2 separate regions of the Homo sapiens genome follow, and region 2 is linked to region 1. Evidence: read pairs that join two places in POLR2A ChIA-PET (ENCODE). Cell type or tissue: A673. All regions are shown on one strand.

Region 1 (8,000 bases):
CCAGCCCCCTTTACAACTGAAAAAGGCTTTGTGGCTAATGACAAGTAAGCAGATATCTGCTGGGATCTTTCCTCGTCCTCTGTTCTATCTGTTCTAAGGAGGACATGGGCTCTACAGCTGTGTCAGCTGCTTTGTGACCTCAAGAAAAAGGACAAATGAATTAGACAACAGTCATGACATCACTGAGCTACTGAACCAATGTTACCAGCTGCTTCAGATTTTTACTATGTAATAAAAAGAATTCTCCATTTGCTTAAACCTTTGCTAATGAGTTTTACTCTTATGGATGAAAACATCCCAATATACCTTCCAGACAAGACAATTCTATTCTGCGCTTCCACATCATGCCTAGTAGCACTCTGATTCCAAGCGAGATAAGACTTATTTTGCTTCAGGCGTCTTATCCTGCTTTCCATGAACAAATACAGTCTCTTCCCAGGGCATCTTAGCAAATGGACACATGTGCTTGCCAAGGTGACTCTGCCATCCTGTGTGACGGGAGGAGGAGGGGTAAAGTTTGGTTTCAGAAATATAAGTTCTCTGCCCTGAGCAGAGATAGACAGAGTCATAGAACTTGGCCTGTTCCTTCCTCTGTATCTCCCTTCCTCCCCTCCCTTTTCTGTATGACAAGCAGAAAGACAAAGAGCTCAGTGTTTCTCTCTGCCTAAGGAAGTGTGCTCTGTGTGTGTGTGTGTGTGTCTGTGTGTGTGTGTGTGTCTGTGTGCATGCACGCGTGTGTTTGGGGGTGGTGGAGGTGGTAATCTCTATGCTGTCTCATCTTCAGTAGAGATAAGACAGGCAGGGAAGGTGGAAGGGAGTCCAGTAACACAATCAAAAGGAAGGAAACTCTCACTTAAAGTCAGCAGTTAAAAGCAGACTCCACACTTGCTACAAACAGCAGTAGTGAAGGAAAAGGCTCGGTGTAGAAATAAATACAGAGTAGCTTAAATGCCATGAGGAGGGGGGCATAAAAAAATTCAAGAAAATGTATATAGAGTAATAATTTGGGGTGGAAAAACAGGTAATGGTCACAGAAAAGGGAGAAGAAAGTGTGGAAAGATTATTCTGATGAGCTTACTTTCTCTTCTAGCCCTCAGATTATATTAGCCATGAAAGTAACAGGTCATGGAAATGAAATGTGTACATGATGGGTGCATTAATTTGCTTCACTACAGTAACCTGTTTACTGTCTATATTTAATTCATAACATCATGTTGTATGCCTTAAATATACATAATAACATTTATTTTTAAGAAAAGAAAGTACAGAGAAAAAAAAAGAATGGAATACACATGAATGCCGAACCACATTGGATATGTAGCTGTTCATGAAGATATTCCAGGGAAGGCCTATCTAGTAGAGCCTCAAATCTATTTGAATACAAATGGCACTCATTAAGGACATCTGTCTTCTGTAATGTCTACACAAAGTCTTACCGGGGTAAGCAAATCTTTGCCACAGCCTTTTGAGGTCTTAATAAAAATCATGAAATTTGTGACAGAGACCATCGTTGCTATAGAACAAGCAGAGACATTTAGGTATGAAGCCATTAATGATAAACAATATTAATATTATTATTAATTATAGTGTGACCTGGCATCTTATTCATACTGAAACAAGATGACATCAAATAATACTAACATAGAACAACTAGTTTACTTCATTTAGTTCTCAAACACATTTAAGGTTAACTTTCTTAATCATGAAAGAAATCTGACTTCAATTGTAAATATCTAAGAGTCCCTAAGATCTGAATGGGAGATGAGAATTCCTCTGTTAATCATGAAAATTTGAAACTAACTCATATCCTATAGAATGAAAACAATTACTTATATGAAGTTTGAGTTTCTTTCATAAAAATTATAGCCTGCTATTGGTATTTTGGAAAATATTTACAAATCACTTGTGGACCATCAGTTTTCCTTTCTGAGAAAATTGAGTGCATTAATATAACTACTTATATTGGGAGTTAGAGTTGGGTACTCCTCATTTACATTTTGGTTCTCTGTCATCTTTAACTAGGTCTTCTTGGCTCTTATTGACGGCTGATGAAGGAGGGGTTTATAAAGAAAACAAGCCAAAACCTGAATAACTTGCTACTGAGAGCAGCACACATATTTTCCCAAAGTGCAAAGTTGAGAAGAAGTACAAAGCTTTGTTAATATTCTGAACAGTACTGCTTAGTATGATCTAATTGATGGATTTTCCATGGACTCCCTAGAGACTGAAAAAGGTTTGACTGTCAGGAAACTTTTCTTGTGTTTATTCTTCAATTTTCCTTTTCCTACTTTCCAATCATCATTCCCTATTAACATCCCTTGATGGGTCACCTTAAGTGATTATTCTTTTTAATGGCATTTATAACGTTTAATATTTCCCTGTTAATTTCTATTCCGACAAAGTACATATTTTTTTAATCTTCACTCATAACATTAATAAATTTTTCCAACATTTTAAAGCTCAGTTAACATTTCCTTATATATGCCTCTGTCTTTAAAATATGAGATCTGAATGTACTGGTATCACTAGAATTATCTACAGAGTTCTAATGTGATGGAAATTGTGCTACAAAAATTTGTTCTTACATAATTTGCTTCAACGGAATTCCTCCTGAACTAAATACTTAGTCTTTACATTCTTTAAAATAACTAAAATTTCCCAGAGGAAAGTCTGAATTGTTCATTTAACCTTGTGTGATGTGTGCTGTGTGTAGCTGAAACAGCAAAGTGGACACACCTGCACCCTTAACATTTTTGACTTTTTTTTTTTTTTTTTTAAAGAATCAAGTTTCGTTTTTGTCACCCAAGCTGGAGTGCAGTGGTACAATCTCCGGTCACTGCAACCTCCGCCTCCCGGGTTCAAGCGACTCTCCTGCCTCAGCCTCCCAAGTGGCTGGGATTACATGTGTGCACCACAAAGCCTGGGTATTTTTTTTTTTTCATTTTTAGTAGAGACGTGGTTTCACTATGTTGGGCAGGCTGGTCTTGAACTCCTGAACTCAGGTGATCCTTCCCCGCTAGGCCTCCCAAAGTGCTGGAATTTCAGGCCTGAGCCACAGCACCTGGCCAACTGTGACTCATTTTTAAAGCGGTTTGGCAATAATGCTATATACGTATAATGGTTTTGAATAAAATATACAACTATACATGGCCTGTTATCTTCTTATTTTAGACAGAATAATCTTAGTCTTGTACTTTCATGTATTAGGCTGATAGCCATGAGATTTGGGGAGGAAAAAAATAGGATAAAATAGGACTCACTCATTTCAAGAAATAGAGTTAGTTTTCTATGCAAGCATTTTCTCCCCTTCTCCTTAGCCCACCAAAGTGGTAAATGAGACTTCCAGCCATGAGGCTGTTTGCACCTCTGTCTGGGAGGAGACTTCTGGAGCTTTGGTTGCTGCTAATGACTTGGAGGGGCTTTGAAGGCCCCCTTGAAGATGTCACGCATGACCTCTGGACCCTTGGTATCTTTCAAGAATCCTTATGAGATACTAACTCATTTCGTTTATAATAGGTGAAAACAGATCATGTATTTTTAAACCAGATAATGCCTAAGTTATATTACTCTAGAATTCATAGAAAAAATAAAATAGCCGAGATCTTTAAAAAGACTGTAATGTGGTATTAGTGGACTGTCTTTTTTTTTGTTTATGGAGAGAAAAAAATTATTTGTAAGTTTTTTTTTAATTTATTATTGTTATACTTTAAGTTTTAGGGTACATGTGCACAATGTGCAGGTTAGTTACATATGTATACATGTGCCATGCTGGTGCGCTGCACCCACTAACTCGTCATCTAGCATTAGGTGTATCTCCCAATGCTATCCCTCCCCCCTCCCCCGACCCCATAACAGTCCCCAGAGTGTGATGTTCCCCTTCCTGTGTCCATGTGTTCTCATTGTTCAATTCCCACCTATGAGTGAGAATATGCGGTGTTTGGTTTTTTGTTCTTGTGATAGTTTACTGAGAATGATTATTTCCAATTTCATCCATGTCCCTACAAAGGACGTGAACTCATCATTTTTTATGGCTGCATAGTATTCCATGGTGTATATGTGCCACATTTTCTTAATCCAGTCTATCATTGTTGGACATTTGGGTTGGTTCCAAGTCTTTGCTGTTGTGAATAATGCCGCAATAAACATACGTGTGCATGTGTCTTTATAGCAGCATGATTTATAGTCCTTTGGGTATATACCCAGTAATGGGATGGCTGGGTCAAATGGTATTTCTAGTTCTAGATCCCTGAGGAATCACCACACGGACTTCCACAATGGTTGAACTAGTTTACAGTCCCACCAACAGTGTAAAAGTGTTCCTATTTCTCCACATCCTCTCCAGCACCTGTTGTTTCCTGACTTTTTAATGATTGCCATTCTAACTGGTGTGAGATGGTATCTCATAGTGGTTTTGATTTGCATTTCTCTGATGGCCAGTGATGGTGAGCATTTTTTCATGTGTTTTTTGGGTGCATAAATGTCTTCTTTTGAGAAGTGTCTGTTCATGTCCTTCACCCACTTTTTGATGGGGTTGTTTGTTTTTTTCTTGTAAATTTGTTTGAGTTCATTGTAGATTCTGGATATTAGCCCTTTGTCAGATGAGTAGGTTGCGAAAATTTTCTCCCATTTTGTAGGTTGCCTGTTCACTCTGATAGTTTCTTTTGCTGTGCAGAAGCTCTTTAGTTTAATTAGATCCCATTTGTCAATTTTGGGTTTTGTTGCCATTGCTTTTGTTGTTTTAGACATGAAGTCCTTGCCCATGCCTATGTCCTGAATGGTAATGCCTAGGTTTTCTTCTAGGGTTTTTATGGTTTTAGGTCTAACATTTAAGTCTTTAATCCATCTTGAATTGATTTTTGTATAAGGTGTAAGGAAGGGATCCAGTTTCAGCTTTCTCCATATGGCTAGCCAGTTTTCCCAGCACCATTTATTAAATAGGGAATCCTTTCCCCATTGCTTGTTTTTCTCAGGTTTGTCAAAGATCAGATAGTTGTAGATATGCGGCATTATTTCTGAGGGCTCTGTTCTGTTCCATTGATCTATATCTCTGTTTTGGTACCAGTGCCATGCTGTTTTGGTTACTGTAGCCTTGTAGTATAGTTTGAGGTCAGGTAGTGTGATGCCTCCAGCTTTGTTCTTTTGGCTTAGGATTGACTTGGCGATGCGGGCTCTTTTTTGGTTCCATATGAACTTTAAAGTAGTTTTTTCCAATTCTGTGAAGAAAGTCATTGGTAGCTTGATGGGAATGGCATTGAATCTGTAAATTACCTTGGGCAGTATGGCCATTTTCACGATATTGATTCTTCCTACCCATGAGCATGGAATGGTCTTCCATTTGTTTGTATCCTCTTTTATTTCCTTGAGCAGTGGTTTGTAGTTCTCCTTGAAGAGGTCCTTCACATCCCTTGTAAGTTGGATTCCTAGGTATTTTATTCTCTTTGAAGCAACTGTGAATGGGAATTCACTCATGATTTGGCTCTCTGTCTGTTGTTGGTGTATAAGAATGCTTGTGATTTTTGTACATTGATTTTGTATCCTGAGACTGCTGAAGTTGCTTATCAGCTTAAGGAGATTTTGGGCTGAGACAATGGGGTTTTCTAGATACACAATCATGTCATCTGCAAACAGGAACAATTTGACTTCCTCTTTTCCTAATTGAATACCTTTTATTTCCTTCTCCTGCCTAATTGCCCTGGCCAGAACTTCCAACACTATGTTGAATAGGAGTGGTGAGAGAGGGCATCCCTGTCTTGTGCCAGTTTTCAAAGGGAATGCTTCCAGTTTTTGCCCATTCAGTATGATATTGGCTGTGGGTTTGTCATAGATAGCTCTTATTATTTTGAGATATGTCCCATCAATACCTAATTTATTGAGAGTTTTTGCATGAAGGGCTGTTGAATTTTGTCAAAGGCCTTTTCTGCATCTATTGAGATAATCATGTGGTGTTTGTCTTTGGTTCTGTTTATATGCTGGATTACATTGATTGATTTGCGTATATTGAACCAGCCTTGTATCCCAGGGATGAAGCCCACTTGATCATGGTGGATAAGCTTTTTGATGTGCTGCTGGATTCGGTTTGCCAGTATTTTATTGAGGATTTTTCCATCAATGTTCATCAAGGATATTGGTCTAAAATTCTCTTTTTTTGTTGTGTCTCTGCCTGGCTTTGGTATCAGGATGATGCTGGCCTCATAAAATGAGTTAGGGAGGATTCCCTCTTTTTCTATTGATTGGAATAGTTTCAGAAGGAATGGTACCAGTTCCTCCTTGTACCTCTGGTAGAATTCGGCTGTGAATCCATCTGGTCCTGGACTCTTTTTGGTTGGTAAGCTATTGATTATTGCCACAATTTCAGCTCCTGTTATTGGTCTATTCAGAGATTCAACTTCTTCCTGGTTTAGTCTTGGGAGAGTGTATATGTCGAGGAATTTATCCATTTCTTCTAGATTTTCTAGTTTATTTGCGTAGAGGTGTTTGTAGTATTCTCTGATGGTAGTTTGTATTTCTGTGGGATCGGTGGTGATATCCCCTTTATCATTTTTTATTGCATCTATTTGATTCTTCTCTCTTTTCTTCTTTATTAGTCTTGCTAGCGGTTTATCAGTTTTGCTGATCCTTTCAAAAAACCAGCTCCTGGATTCATTAATTTTTTGAAGGGTTTTTTGTGTCTCTATTTCCTTCAGTTCTGCTCTGATTTTAGTTATTTCTTGCCTTCTGCTAGCTTTTGAATGTGTTTGCTCTTGCTTTTCTAGTTTTTTTAATTGTGATGTTAGGGTGTCAATTTTGGATCTTTCCTGCTTTCTCTTGTGGGCATTTAGTGCTATAAATTTCCCTCTACACACTGCTTTGAATGCGTCCCAGAGATTCTGGTATGTTGTGTCTTTGTTCTCGTTGGTTTCAAAAAACATCTTTATTTCTGCCTTCATTTCGTTATGTACGCAGTAGTCATTCAGGAGCAAGTTGTTCAGTTTCCATGTAGTTGAGTGGTTTTGAGTGAGTTTCTTAATCCTGAGTTCTAGTTTGATTGCACTGTGGTCTGAGAGACAGTTTGTTATAATTTCTGTTCTTTTACATTTGCTGAGGAGAACTTTACTTCCAACTATGTGGTCAGTTTTGAAATAGGTGTGGTGTGGTGCTGAAAAAAATGTATATTCTGTTGATTTGGGGTGGAGAGTTCTGTAGATGTCTATTAGGTCCGCTTGGTGCAGAGCTGAGTTCAATTCCTGGGTATCCTTGTTGACTTTCTGTCTTGTTGATCTGTCTAATGTTGACAGTGGGGTGTTAAAGTCTCCCATTATTAATGTATGGGAGTCTAAGTCTCTTTGTAGGTCACTCAGGACTTGCTTTATGAATCTGGGTGCTCCTGTATTGGGTGCATATTTATTTAGGATAGTTAGCTCTTCTTGTTGATTTGATCCCTTTACCATTATGTAATGGCCTTCTTTGTCTCTTTTGATCTTTGTTGGTTTAAAGTCTGTTTTATCAGAGACTAGGATTGCAACCCCTGCCTTTTTTTGTTTTCCATTTGCTTGGTAGATCTTCCTCCATCCTTTTATTTTGAGACTATGTGTGTCTCTGCACGTGAGATGGGTTTCCTGAATATAGCACACTGATGGGTCTTGACTTTTTATCCAATTTGCCAGTCTGTGTCTTTTAATTGGAGCATTTAGTCCATTTACATTTAAAGTTAATACTGTTATGTGTGAATTTGATCCTGTGATTATGATGTTAGCTGGTTATTTTGCTCATTAGTTGATGCAGTTTCTTCCTAGTCTTGATGGTCTTTACATTTTGGCATGATTTTGCAGCGGCTGGTATTGGTTGTTCCTTTCCATGTTTAGCGCTTCCTTCAGGAGCTCTTTTAGGGCAGGTCTGGTGGTGACAAAATCTCTCAGCATTTGCTTGTCTGTAAAGTATTTTATTTCTCCTTCACTTATGAAGCTTAGTTTGGCTGGATATGAAATTCTGGGTTGAAAATTCTTTTCTTTAAGAATATGGAA
Region 2 (8,000 bases), 160 kb before region 1:
TTTGAAATTTTTGCAGTCTTAATTGTTAACAGGAGACCAGGCAGTCTAAGCTCTCAATTCGGATTTATTTCTTGTTTCACCAGTGGCTCATTAAGTGACCCTAATGGAGGGACCAGTATTCCTGGCACTTTATTCTTCCCATCTGTAAAATGGGGTTATGAGCATGCCTCCCTTCCTATCTCAGGGGAATACAAGAGCATACATATGTGGGAGAATTTGGGGGATTGGAATTTTATGAATATTTAGATTGTAAACAGACATGTTTATTGGTCTGCCTGTCACAATCCTGTCTCAGATTAACTTCCTCTTCCTTCCACAGCCCCTTGACTGGGCAAACTTCAAACAAGTGACTGAGCTCCCTTAGCTGCCACTGATTGGACCAGGATGGACAACAAATGTAGGAGGAGTTCATCTGGATCTAGCCTGAGCCAGTCAGATATCCCCTTTGAATCCATGCCTATAGAAATACAAAAAAATGGAAGCCAGAGGATGATGGATCCTTGAAGTAATAAGTCAGGTAGATCTTGAAAATTTTTGACTCAATCCATATTGATGAACACAAGAATAATTCTGGTCTACAAAGAGAGGCAAGAGAAAGACTTGGGGTGTATTAAGAAAAACAGGTAAGTGACCCTGGGTCACTAGAAAGAGTGAGACAGGGTGATGGAATGAGTGGCTGCCTGAAACTTTCTAATGCATTCAAGGCCTGACTCTGTTTTAGGCATTCTTCACATTTTCATTCACACCACACTCTAATGAGGTAGGAAACGTTATAGCTGCTGGTTTAGAGAATGCAGTCCGGCTATGGGACTTATCCAAGGTCACACAACTGTTTTTAAGTTGGCTGAGGATTTGATTATAGATTTCTACTTCTAAGTTTAAAGTTTTTTCTGCTACACAATGGCCTATTATTTAAGGTTGAAGCTTGAAAGAGAAATAAGAAGATCTAAAGAAACTGTTCTGGTCCAATGAAGATACCAAAGGCTGATATTTTACTTGAATGTGATTGAGTAATATTAGACATCATCCCTGATATTAGTCCCAATGCCAGTAACCTCACCATTAAATTCATCTCTTCCTCTGGAATTGAATGACACTACCACTTTTTTTCCTACTCATCCCACTCAAGTAATTTTTCATTTCTGTTGGACCAAGAGTGTGAGAGTTTACAAGGCTATCATATATTTTAATTGGTATTTACTCATGTTTCTGATAGATATTTTCTGTTTGGTCATCTGCTCTGTGAAGCCTGCATCTTCAAAAGTTATTATTAGAACACATTTTAGTGATAATTACAAAAGCAAGCATCAACATTTCATTTAAGATCTAAGTTGGTATAAAGTATGTATTTATTTCACCAAGTCAATCAAAGGTTTTCAAATTTTCTTTGTGATAGAACTGCTTAGTCAAACAAAATGTTATGCTGAAAATTAACATGAAAAGAAATTAAAACAGAACTTGTGTGTTTGAGGGAAAGTGGTAGACACCATTTCACAGACCTCTGTCCCTAATCCACCTCTGTTATCTTAGGGGAGCTGGTCAATACCTCGGGATTCAATAAGGTACAGTTTTAAAGCCACTGTATTAAACTGTACAATTGATTGTCAATAATTTTTATTTTACAAAAAGTTATTTTCTCAACAGAAAAAGAGCAAAATATTAATTTCATCTTGGAGTTGCCTTTGTAGGGGCTTCACTGAGCTTCCATGAAGACAAAGACCTTTGTCTTGCTTATCTTTTTAATCCCTGTGATACCAAATAGTTGCTCCATAAATGCCTGTTGAAGCAGTAACATGAACAATTATTAACAGAAACTTAGACTAGAGAATACATTATTTGCATGGCTTTTAATCATTCACTCTTCTTTTTTTCCCATTGATGACACACAATGCTATTGTAATACTGTCAAATGGTGTCACACGCGCTTTCTCCCAAGCACATAGTGAGTTTCTCTATAAGAATAGCTTTGAAGCTAATAGTCGTGGGTATTAAACTCATTGGGCAACCTGGAGTTGGTTATTTAACCATTCTAAACTTCTATTTCTTGATCTCTAAAACAGAGCAATAGTATCTACTTGACCTAGATAATAATACATAGCACATAGGGCTGTTGTCAGTAATATTTGCAAAATGCTTAGCACATTCTCTTGTATGTGGTATGTGCTCAATAAATAAAGGCTATTATTATTTAGCAGGCAATATGAAAGGCAACGAGACAAACAACACAATCACTGTAAAAATGCAAAGTCACTCTGAAGCCAATTTATATTAATCAAAGTGCATATTGTGCTATGTACTTTACTGAGTGCTTACTTGTGTCATACAGTCAACAGAACTTTCTGTCTCAGAGTTGGCAGGTAATTAAATCTCACCTTTTCCAAGAGGTTGTGCAATGTGATGGGGAATTTAAGAAACATCCTCTCAAAAAGACGTTGACTGTTGCCTGGGATAGTTATTATCTCATTAATGGTTGGCATTATATTAATACAACTGAAGGAGAGGAGTAGGTTTCTTTCTTGGCCATTTGTAGAGTGGCTCAAACTGGCAGCTGTTGCTTTTTTAAAAAAATGACTGCATTTTTCTCGTTGCAAATACCCCACCTTTTATGCCAGTTTCCACATGCTTTTCAGTTGTGTTGTTAAAGTACTAGGCAAGTGTATAGTTTTATCTTTTTGACACGCAAATTACTCAACTTTCTATGGAATCAAATCTCTCATTCTAGTTGATTTTATTCACTTTCTCCCTGTCTAACTCTTCCCACTCCTCTCTCATCACAATAAAAAAATCCCTACTTCCTTACTTGCAACTTTCTTTTTTTTTTTTTCTTTTCTAGCTCTGTGGAAGTTTGAGTGACTCATTGCAGAGAGGAATTGATGAAGTCAACAGCTGCTGGAAAAACTTCTTTTTCCTTAATAGCTGTATCAACATGTGGTTGCTATTATTCAAGTAAGAAAAATATGTATATCAAACATCCATGGTAGTCCTTGCTAAAATTTTCATTAGAGAGACTCATGTTTTGACATTAAAAAAAGTTCAAATGGGTACCTTAGAGGATGTTTTGTTGGAGAACAAAATCATGGAGAAATAAAGTCTAAAAAGAAAAATAAATGGCAAGCATGTTGTTAATAATGCTGTAATTTATTTCAGAGTGGGTTGGGTGATTTTCTTCATGGCATTATTAGTGGCACTGCAGAAATTTGGCACCTCATGCATTCATAGTCTCCAGGATGGTCTGACCATTCATCCAACAAATATTAATTGCTCTCATGGTAAAATCTCTGCCTCATGGAGTTTAAATCCTAAAAGTGGTGAAAAACTAAACACTGTGAACAGTTAATTACTCAATATGGTATGTACTGTGAAGGAAGTAGGCAAGAAGCTAAGATAGAGATTAAGATAAAAGGACTTGCTTCACTTAGGGAAGACATGGGAGACCTCTCTGAGGGTTGACATTGAGGCTGAGACCTAAAGAATGAGAAGGAGGTAGCAAAGTAGAGAGAATGGTGTAAGATCATCTTGGTCAGAAGGAGCAGCTGTGCAAAGTCCTCTGACTTTGAGAGGGACCATAGCATGTTCTTGGGACTGAAGGAACATCAGTGTGTCTAGAGCACAGATCATGAGGAGGTTGTGGTATGCAATTAGATTGGAGAGATAGGCAGGAGCTGAATCAGATAACTTTGTAGGCCTTGGTAAAGAGATGTGATTTTATGAATGCATTTTACTGAATGCAGTGAGAAAATACTAGAGGATTTTAAGTTCTGTGTGTGTGTATGTGTGTGTACCTCTGTGAAAATATGTGTTGCTGTAGAGCAAAGTGGCCAAATGAGTTGGGTGGGGTTAAGGGTGGAAACAGGTAGACTGCCTAAAGTAGACCAGGATTTAAATTATGGCTGCTCATACTGAGGTTGTGGCAGTGGAATCGAGGCAGGGGTGCAAAAGCAAGATATATTTTGAAGAAGGAACTGATAGAATCTGGTAATGAATTGGCTATAGGTCTTGAGGAAAAGAAAAGTCTCTGGGGACTCATAGGTTTTAAGCTTGGGTAGCTATGTGGATGATTGAACAATTAAAAATGATGTAGAATATTTGGCAGGGTGGAGGAAGCATGAGTAATACAGTTTTTATCTATGAGACAGCCACGGAAGATGAGAGAATCTGGAGAGAACATGCACAGAGAGACAAGAAGAGGGCTTAGGATGGAGCCTTGGGCTATTTCTTCATTTATGGGTTGGGTAGAGGACATCTGAGGAGTAAACGATCTCAAAAGCAGAATAACAAACTGGATGACGAACACCCCTGGGAGCAGATATATTAGAACAAAAGGACCAATAATTTATATCTTCTTAAATAAACATCCTAATTGAGAAAAAGAAATGTATTAGCAACATGAACCAAGACAAGAAATTCCCCCCACAAAAAAAAGCCATGTAAAATATCAGGATAAAAATGTAGACTTGAAGGAACCTAATAGGTGGGATAAATAGTGACATAGCTACAGCTAAAGAATGATGGAGTTGAAAGACCAGATGGAAGAATGCTTCTAGAATGATAGAAAATGTAAAAGTTCATAGCCAGAGATAATAGAAGTACCAGGTTTTAGATACTTAGAGTCCCTGAAGGAAAAATTATAAAAATTAAAAGAGGAAAATATTTAAAGAAATGTGAAGAACATTTTCAAAAGAAAGAACAGCTACAGATTGAAATGGTCTTTAGAGAACCACTTCATGGGAAATATATATTAAAAATATTAAGTAAATATATATTTTAAAAATTCACACACAGGTCCATTATATTGAGATTTAAGAATATCATAGGCAAAGAGAAAATGATAAATGACACAAATGACATCGGAGTTTTCAATAAATGCAGAATTCCAGAGGCAATGGAGTAATTTTTAAAAAATACTTAAGAAAATAAATTTGAAGGTAGAATTTTACAATTAATAAATTTGTATTTCAAACATGTGATGACAATAAAAATATTCTCAGGCATACAAGTCCTTTTTACCATAAAAAGGACTACCATTGAAAAGATATTTTAACATAAGTGCTCCAAAAGAGAAAGAGAAGAAAAAATATCAAGAAAAAAAAGAACTATATCCAAAATACCACAGAATTAAAGCTCTATATGGTGTCAATATGATTGGCAACCCTGGTGGGGGGAAGACCAAAAGTAATGAACATATACTAAAAATCTTGTCTAGTTAGAGGGTGTATATACACAAACATATATATATATATATATATAATATACTGTATATATATTAATTACTTTAAATAAGAAAGTATTAAAAAGAAACAAAAAATAGAATACTTGCAATAAAATGTAAGAAAATAGAAGAAAAGAAAAATGTATCAACAATCACCATGAATATAAATAGACCCAATGTGCCAGTTAAAGAATAGACCATCAGATTGGATAAAAAACAAAATCCAACCCTGTGCTGTTTATAAAAGACTCTCATAAAGCATAAGAACATGGAAACCTTATAGGCATACAGTCTAAGAGATACCATTCACATGACAGTCTCTCTAAATGGCATTACCTAGAGCTGGGTAGTGTACTGCTGATATTGCTAGTGCATGACAGCCCTCAGAGTAAAAGATTGGACCTAAATACATCAGGAAGATGTTTATCTTTTATTTTATTTTATTTTATTTTTTTGAGATGGAGTCTTGTGATCTCGGCTCACTGCAACCTCTGCCTCCCGGGTTCAAGCGATTCTCTTGCCTCAGCTTCCCCAGTAGCTGGGATTACAGGTGCCCACCACCATGTCTGGCTAATTTTTTTAGTTTTAGTAGAGACAGGGTTTTACCATGTTGTCCAGGCTGGTCTCGAACTCCTGACCTCAGGTGATCCACCTGCCTCGACCTCCCAAAGTGCTGGGATTACAGGCGTGAGCACCGCGCCCAGCCAGGAAAGTGCTTAAGTAAGCAGGTATGACTGTGTAAGTTTTTAGCAAAATAAACTTTATGACAAAACAATAATTAAAGATAGGAAGACTCACTACCTAACCATAAAAGGTATGTAGAACCAACATATCTGTAAGATAGAATATTTCTAAACAGGTATGCACTGAATAGAGTAGCTTGAAATGTATATAAAGCAAACAATTATAAATCCATTAGGAGGGACCGATAGTCTAGTCTTCTCATTTAAGAAACGGACTAGACAAAAAAGTCATTAAAATATTGAAAATCTGAACAACAAAACATAAGGCTGATATAATAGACATATATTGAATTCTGCATCTAAAAATTAGAGGATGCTTATTCCTCTGAAGCATACATTAAATATTTATAAAAATTTATCATGGACCTGACCATAAAATGTCTTAATACATTTCAAAAACAAGTATATTTAGATCATATTTTATCCAAAAATAGAGCTAGAAATTAAAACGAAAACTAATTTAAGAAATTTTATATATTTGGCAATTAAAAAACGTAACATTTGTCAAAAGTCATTGAACTGTAGTTAGGATATATGTATTTCACTTTAATGTTAATTATGCCTCAATATTAAGTCAATTGCTTGTCTAAAGACAGTCAACAATTAGCAAATATGTACTAAAATAGTCACTAGGCATAATAATTATCATACTTAGAATAAATAAATCATAAAACATGAAAAAACTCTACATAGAACATTATGAAACTTTACTGAAAATGCTTATAAAGAAATAAATGAAATTTTACTTCCATGTTTAGAGCTAGGAAGCCTTGGTATCATACACATGCCAATTTTCCAACTTGATCTAAAGATTCAATTCAATTCCAATTGATATTCCAAGTGAGTTTTTATTAAAAATGGATGAGACAATTTTAAGTTTTTCTGGAAAATTAAATGGCAAAAACAAACAAACAAACAAACAAACAAAACCAAGGCCCTTAGAAAGTAAGGAGCAAAGAAAACAGGAAATTAAAACTTGTCTTACAAGATTTGGAGACTCACTTTAAAATGCTATATGAGTACAGGAAAAACAAACTGACCAGTGGGCTAGAATAGAGAGTTCAGAAATCAATCCAAGTATGAATGGAACTTCAATAAATAACAGAGGTGGCATTATAGTTTAAAGGAGAAAGGAGGACATTTTCAATTAATGAAACTAGCATAAATGGTTGTCTTATTCAGAAAAAAATGAAATTGGATTCCTACATCATGCAACACAAACAAATCAACTCCATGTAACTGGATTAAGGACTTAAATGTTAAAAGCAAATATTTAATGTGATTGAACATATTGCAAAATATTTTTATGCTAGAAAAACCTAAGATATTTAAACTCTTAAACCACAGTAATGCTAGTTAAAATACAATAAATATCTTACTGATCTTGGCAGGAAAATATCTCTTTGACATTATAAAAAGTACTAAAAATAAAAAATGGATAAATATGAACACTAAAGTCAAAATACTTGTGTTCACTAATAGACATTTTAATAATGAAAGTGAAAATAAGGATACAAATTGAGAAAAATATTTGAAACATATGTAAAAATAAAATGAAAACATTAAGAATCGGTAAGAATTCCTATGACTCAGTGAAAAAAAAAATCATTTTTAAAAAACCCTTGCTGAATGACATGTCATTTCACAGAAGAAGCTCATATGACCAAAAACCAGTGAAGGGACGCTTAACCTCATTGGTAATCAGAAAGGTATAAATCAAGACTAAAATAAGATACTATTTCACACCCACTTGATTAGCAAAATTGAAGAAGTTTGACAGTTCAAAATGCTGGTGGCAGTGTAAATTGCTATTATTAATTTGAAAAGCCATTGGTCATATCTAGAAAAGCTGGGGGTGTATCATTTTTTGGGACTGAACAATTCAGTCCTAATGATAATCCCTAGAGGAATTTATGCCCACAAACCCTCCCAGTGGACATGCAGAAGTATGATTATAGCAGCACCATTGGCATACCATGTCCCCCTCAAGAGGCAGCTGGATAAAAATGGATATGTTCATGGAACAGACAAATATATAGCACTGAAAA

Evidence for each region. ChIA-PET counts read pairs that join two places held together with the same protein. Peaks named below come from ENCODE experiments on the same cell type or tissue, not always from the same donor. Only the 100,000 strongest peaks of a DNase experiment are listed, where the experiment ranks them.
Region 2: POLR2A ChIA-PET joins it to region 1 with 10 read pairs; 3 of 35 experiments call an interaction of 5 or more read pairs at or near these places.

What each region holds. Positions count from the first base shown.
Region 1 is chr7:116,410,564-116,418,563 of GRCh38, reverse strand. CAV2-DT (CAV2 divergent transcript) reads left to right here. Exons shown (of 3, transcript NR_188012.1): 2 at 1,255-1,440; 3 at 2,023-2,458. Among named protein-coding and RNA genes, the nearest start is that of CAV2-DT, 85 kb to the left of the region's middle. In A673, no CTCF peak of the experiment used is centred here; no DNase peak of the experiment used is centred here; H3K27ac peaks cover 1,455 bases.
Region 2 is chr7:116,566,064-116,574,063 of GRCh38, reverse strand. It overlaps COMETT (cytosolic oncogenic antisense to MET transcript), which reads left to right. Exons shown (of 5, transcript NR_165033.1): 3 at 320-623; 4 at 2,834-2,946. Among named protein-coding and RNA genes, the nearest start is that of CAV1, 45 kb to the right of the region's middle. In A673, no CTCF peak of the experiment used is centred here; DNase peaks (open chromatin) are centred at 233, 2,853 and 4,133; H3K27ac peaks cover 2,547 bases.